Regions from separate parts of the Homo sapiens genome. Here region 1 is linked to region 2. A link is a loop called in an ENCODE intact Hi-C map of the cell type or tissue named here. Cell type or tissue: Calu3. All regions are shown on one strand. Links, peaks and the distances in the headings refer to the core of each region. The heading gives the core; the rest is flanking DNA.

Region 1 (2,918 bases), core at 188-2,687, 79 kb before region 2:
AGCTCTGTGAACTACTCAACTTTTTTCCCAGTGTGCTTAATTTTTCTTCCACTAAAGAAGCTCAAAATGATTTTTGTTGTAAGCAACCAAAGAATCTTAATGGACACACACTCCCACCCTAAGTGAGAAGACAACTGGCAGTTAGCCAGCAGTAGTTGAGATGTGGGTACCTTCCCCAGGAAATGATGTTTTCTGGGGGTTCAATTTGAGGGTGAGGTGAAATGAGAGGCAAATCTTATGATAGAATAGGACTCCATCTTGCAGTGGAAGTTCTGAGGGCTGAGCCCTTTGATCCCTGGGAAGAGTGAGGATGGGAGTGGGAGAATTTGTAAGAGCTAGGCCAATGAATTGGGATCCTGGAAAAACTACTTGGGGTTAGGAGAGTACTCCAGTCTCAATAGAAATTGAGATTCACTCCTAAAACCAAAGCAACCAAATGGAGTGGTGGCGATAACATTACAGCTTGGGGTAGCACCTTCCTTGGGGCTCCCTCAGGCTCATAAAGTCATGGATTTAAGGAAGTAAGACCAATTCAAGAATGACCCATCCAGGGGCAACGGAGTGCCCAGCAGTATGATATAGAGGAGTCAGATGGAACTGGCTTCAAAACCTGTGCTCAAAATCTGGGCTCTTCCCCTAGTGATGATGAGAATTTGGGGAATTTTTGAGGGGTGAGATAAATATTTCTTCCTCTGGGATGTTTTTCCTGCATTTCCCCTTTTCCGTCTCCCAGTGCTATGCTGGAGACTGGGTTTTGATGCCTCTGCTCTGTGCCCTAATGGTGATCTTTGTGTTCCCTGTCACAATGCTTGTGAACTTCATGTTACTGCATCATTTGTTTATCTCCCCAACCAGATTGTAAACTTCACACAGCAGCAATCTTGTCTTTCTTGTTCGCCTTTGTATTTTCAACATCAAGCACAGTGCCTGACACATAACAAAAATGTGTTGACTATGGAATAACTAAAAAGGAAGCGGAGGAGATATAAGAGAGATGGAAGATGATCCTGCGCAAAGCAAATCCATGAAAAGTTCTTTTTACTTCCCGCTGTCTTACATTAAGTAGTGTATTTATGAAGTGTTATTATCTGAGGTCAATTCTAAGTGACAACCATAAGAGGCCCCCTGGCAGTAATTATGGGACTCTTAATAAGTTAAAACTTTCCTAAAGCCCGTGAAATATTTTCACATAGGGTGTTTTTTATTATACCAGACCAATCTGTAAGAAAATGTTCAACTTCACAATGACACATTACAATTTTAATAGCACCTATTAAAGGGCTTTGCACATAATAGTTGTTCAGCAACTATTTGTTGATGGAGCAAATATATTAAGCAAAATTGGCCACTTTTCATAAAACATTTTAAAGGCTAAGAATGTCTATTTACTATTTAATTATACAACAGCTCTTTATTGCAAAAGATTAAATGAGAATGTTTTAAAGGGAAAGAACTTTTTTTTCCTGATATAAACTTTGTGTCATAACCTATTCTTGCTCATTTAACCAATAAAGCTTGGATTTTCAACTGGATTGCAACACATGTTGTCACCTGACACATTCTTTCATAAAGAAGCTTTGATAAATCTGAACTGCACACATTAGCTGCGTTAAGGTCTTAATCCTACATGAAAGGATATGCCCATTTGCTTAGCAAGAAAGGGTCACTTTCTTCCTCTTGCTAGAAAAGCTTGTAATATGTTAAAAGGTAGATTTGCCAGCAGACTTCTGTCTTTATAAATCATCATAGACAGTGATTCTTTGCAAAACAAGTTTCACGTAATATTTATGTAAGCTGCACATGACCTCAGTGGAAAGCAAAGGTCAGAAAAAACAGCATCCCTATTGTTTGACAGAACTCTTCTGTATTTTTGTCTGTTATTACTTACTCAGTTTGTATTTTTTTTATGTTGTATGGAATAGAAGTTGTTTATTTTAAAGCTAGGCTACAAGGAAGTATAACATTTCTTTTTAGAGTCAATACTATTTTATTCTTTACTTGTAGAAAATCTCTTTCAACAAAGAGGAACACCAGTGGCAGAGCTGAGGATAGAATGAGTGTGGGTAAGTAGAAGAGTAAGATGTCCTCTAGCCACTCACAGAGTTGATTCTGGGGAGCGTTATGGCAGCAAATGGAGAAGATCAGTGTTCTAATGGTCGTGTTTAATAAACATGCACCGGCTGGGCGGAGTGGCTCACGCCTGTAATCCCAGCACTTTGGGAGGCTGAGGCAGGCAGATCACCTGAGGTCGGGAGTTCAAGATCAGCCTGACCATCATGGAGAAACCCTGTCTCTACTAAAAATACACAATTAGCCGGGTGTGGTGGCGCATGCCTGTAATCCCAGCTACTCGGGAGGCTGAGGTAGTCTCAGAGATTGCAGTGAGCTGAGATTGCGCCATTGCACTCCAGCCTGTGTAACAAGAGCAAAACTCTGTCTCAAAAAAAAAAAAATAAAATAAAATAAAAATAAACATGTACCTTATTCCAATGTTTCAGTTGAAAAGAAAATCTATATAGTAATGACAGACAATGATATGGGATTCTAGCCTGGCCTGTAGAATTTATTAGCTGTAGGACTTTGGGCAATTTATTTAACTTCTCAACTTCTTTGAACTTTTGATTGCCCATAAAATGAAATATAGAGTCCTGAGCTGGCTGTCCTGCAGGAGAAGGCTTCTGCTATCTTTCCTGCTTTCCACTCCCTCCCTAGCACTTTAAGATTCACTCATATTCATTCCATATTACCTCTGCTTATTTTCTTAATCATGCTTTCTGCAATAATCTCTTTTGTTTGTTGGTTTATTTATTTTGCTTGCCTTCACCAGAATATAGGTTCCATGACAGAGGGATCTTGGGTCTTATTCTTACCGTATACCAAACACTAGATCAATGCCAGGAAATTAACTGGTATATAAA
Region 2 (2,918 bases), core at 109-2,608:
AGAAGTATCTATAAAACAATAATGACTAGCAAGTATAATGTGTGTTATAGTTTGCAGTGCCTCTCTGAACATACGTGATTTCATCTGCGTCTTACAGGAAAGCTGAGAGATGGGAACTGCTATGATAATTGCGGCCCATAGAGACGAAGTTATATGCCCGAGGTCACAAAACTAGTAAGACCAGTTCTTTTCACTTCAGAACCTATGCTTCCCTACATGCTCGTTAACAGTATCTTAATGCTAACCGTAGGTGTTCTTTCCTTAAAGAGTCATGAAGACATTAGATTGCAAATCACTAGAGGACAGAAACAAGATTCTATAGTTCTCTCGGAATGGTGCCTCAGTACCTTGGTCACCTGTGTGTTTCTCCTCTTTAGGATACAAAGAATTCCAGCTGTACTCATGTACCACAAGACATGATGATTCCTATGAACTTTCTAGGAATGAAAATGATAAATCTCTTCAATTTCAGCACTGCTTCTTTGATATCTATGCAGTGCCTGCCAAAAGCAAGTAACCAGAAATAAGTGGGCCTTGGAATCTTAAGACTCTAACCAAGCTGCTTTTCTTTTTGGTTTGGTAGGAGGAGAGCATGTGTTACGGAGACAGCCCTGTTTGGGCAGGCTGCATAGCTCTGTGGCTAGAATGCCACCCCAGACTTTTCCATGTGACTCTATAAGTGATCTTAGGCTAGTCATTCCTAGCCCAGTGCTTAATAGTATCAATGGACAACCAGAAAGCTTGTCCAAACAGCTAATGACTAATAGGTCTCATTAATCATTTAGTTTTCTGACTGTTAATTTTTAGCAAATAATAGTTCAATGGCTACTGCACCAAGCATTGTGCTCAGTGTATGTAAAGAAGAAAACAATGTTCCTGGCATTAAAGAGGTCATTGTCCAATAAATTTGCCACTCATATGAACTTATAAATCCTGCCACTGATGGCTAGATTTGAGACTTTGCAAAAGAGAAGCTGAAACACTGGGAAGGCATTTAACCCTGGTTGTCTAAAATCATGTGAGCTGGTGACAAAGCTAGACAAGGGGTCTAGTGTGTCCCTCAGGCCTGTCTTCCACTACTGGACTGCCTTGTAAAATATGGTTGCATCATTTCAGGATGAAGAGTAGCGCTGATTATTGGCTAATTTTGGCTCACTGAGGCTTCGTTATCGAGTGTACTTCCTGAGAGCCCTGTATTTCCTGGTTTAATTGTGGCTGATGACGTACTTGTAACCAAGGCACTTGGCTCAGCCCAAGCACTTCTATCTGGCTACCAGGGTGCCTGCCAAGTAAACAAGCATTTTTCTGTGCTATGTCTAAAAAAAAAAAAGACGATGCAAAGATTAGGGGATCATGGAGGATGGGAGGCAGGACTAGATTGCAGCTCTGGATAGAGCAGCATGCGAAGGCTTGCATTGTGAATTTTAGCTCCAGATCAACTGCAAGAACAAACCAGGAATCCTGAGAGGACCCACAGAACCTCTGAAGGAAGCAGACTGCTCCTGTAGGGCCTGGGAGACACCCCAAATACTGTGAGTGCCCCAACTGTGGAAGTGGGAAAGGGAGACCCGCTTCTCCTGGACACACACCCCCACTGGAGAAGATGAAGATCTGTTTGTGGGAGAGGTTTCTGACTTTACCTTGAGCTCAGTCAAGGTAGCGAGCCAAGCCAAATGAAATACAGCAGTAGAGGAAGCAGCAGAAAGGCCCTGGGAGCTCACTGGGTCCCCAGGCAGCCCATTCCTGCCCGGCACCACAGGGATCTATCAGGATGGTGGCCAGAGGAGCTTGGGGCAAAACTCCAAAGGGATAAGGAATTCTGTAGCTGAATTTGTAACAATTTGAACAGGGCAAGAATCTTCCTGGCCAGAACTCAGGGGAGGGCATGAATCCTGCTTGCAGACTTCACAGGCGGGGGGATAAACCAAAGCCCTTTTCTTTCACAGCTGGGGTCCAGACAGCCTCAGGCAAGTTTTCAAGACCCTCTTGACCTCTGTCTGGAAACAGACTAGGGGTGTTGAGGGGGCACAGTGGGAGTGAGACCAGACCTTTAGCTTGCATGGGAGCTGGGTGAGGCCTGTGACTGCTGGCTTTCCCCCACTTCCCTGACAACCTGCATGACTCAGCAGAGGCAGCCATAATCCTCTGAAGTACACAACTCTAGTGACCTGGGAATCTCTCCTTCATCCCCCACAGCGGCTGCAGCAAGTCTCATCCAAGGAGAGTGAGCTCAGACATGCCTAACGCCTCCCCCACGTGATGGTCCTTCCCTACCCACCCTGGTAGTGGAAGACAAAGGGCGTATAATCTTGGGAGTTCTAGGGCCCTGCCCACCGCAGGTCCCACTCCACATTACTATAGTTGATGCTTTATGGAAAGCACCACCTCCTGGCAGGAGGCCAACCAGCACAAAAATAGAGCATTAAACCACCAAAGCTAAGGACCCTCATGGAGTCCACTGCACACCCTGCCACCTCCACCGGAACGGGTGCTGGTATTCAAAGCTAAGAGACCCATAGATGGTTCATATCATAGGACTCTGTGCAGACAACCTCCAGCACCAGTCTAGAGCTGGGTAGACTCACTGAGTAGCTAGACCCAGAAGAGAGACAACAATTACTGCAGTTCGGATCACAGGAAGCCACATCCACAGGAAAAGAGGGAGAGTACTACATCAAGGGAACACTCTGTGGGACAAAAAAATCTGAGTAACAGCCTTCAGCCCTAGACTTTCACTCTGACAGAGCCTACCCAAATGAGAAGGAACCAGAAAACCAACAAAACAAGACTCATCAACACCCCCCCCCCCCAAATCACACCAGTTTACTAGCAATGGATCCAAACCTAGAAGAAATCTCTGATTTACCCAAAAAAGAATTCAGGAAGTTAGTTATTAAGCTAATCAGGGAGGGACCAGC

The links. A loop is a pair of places that touch in the nucleus more often than their neighbours do. Peaks named below come from ENCODE experiments on the same cell type or tissue, not always from the same donor. Only the 100,000 strongest peaks of a DNase experiment are listed, where the experiment ranks them.
Region 1: a loop joins it to region 2, with 8 times the contacts of the local background. A loop is called at or near these places in 1 of 110 quality-filtered maps.

What each region holds. Positions count from the first base shown.
Region 1 is chr13:34,825,325-34,828,242 of GRCh38, reverse strand. No RefSeq gene overlaps it. Among named protein-coding and RNA genes, the nearest start is that of NBEA, 120 kb to the left of the region's middle. In Calu3, for the core only: no CTCF peak of the experiment used is centred there; no DNase peak of the experiment used is centred there.
Region 2 is chr13:34,746,528-34,749,445 of GRCh38, reverse strand. No RefSeq gene overlaps it. Among named protein-coding and RNA genes, the nearest start is that of LINC00457, 110 kb to the right of the region's middle. In Calu3, for the core only: no CTCF peak of the experiment used is centred there; a DNase peak (open chromatin) is centred at 1,105.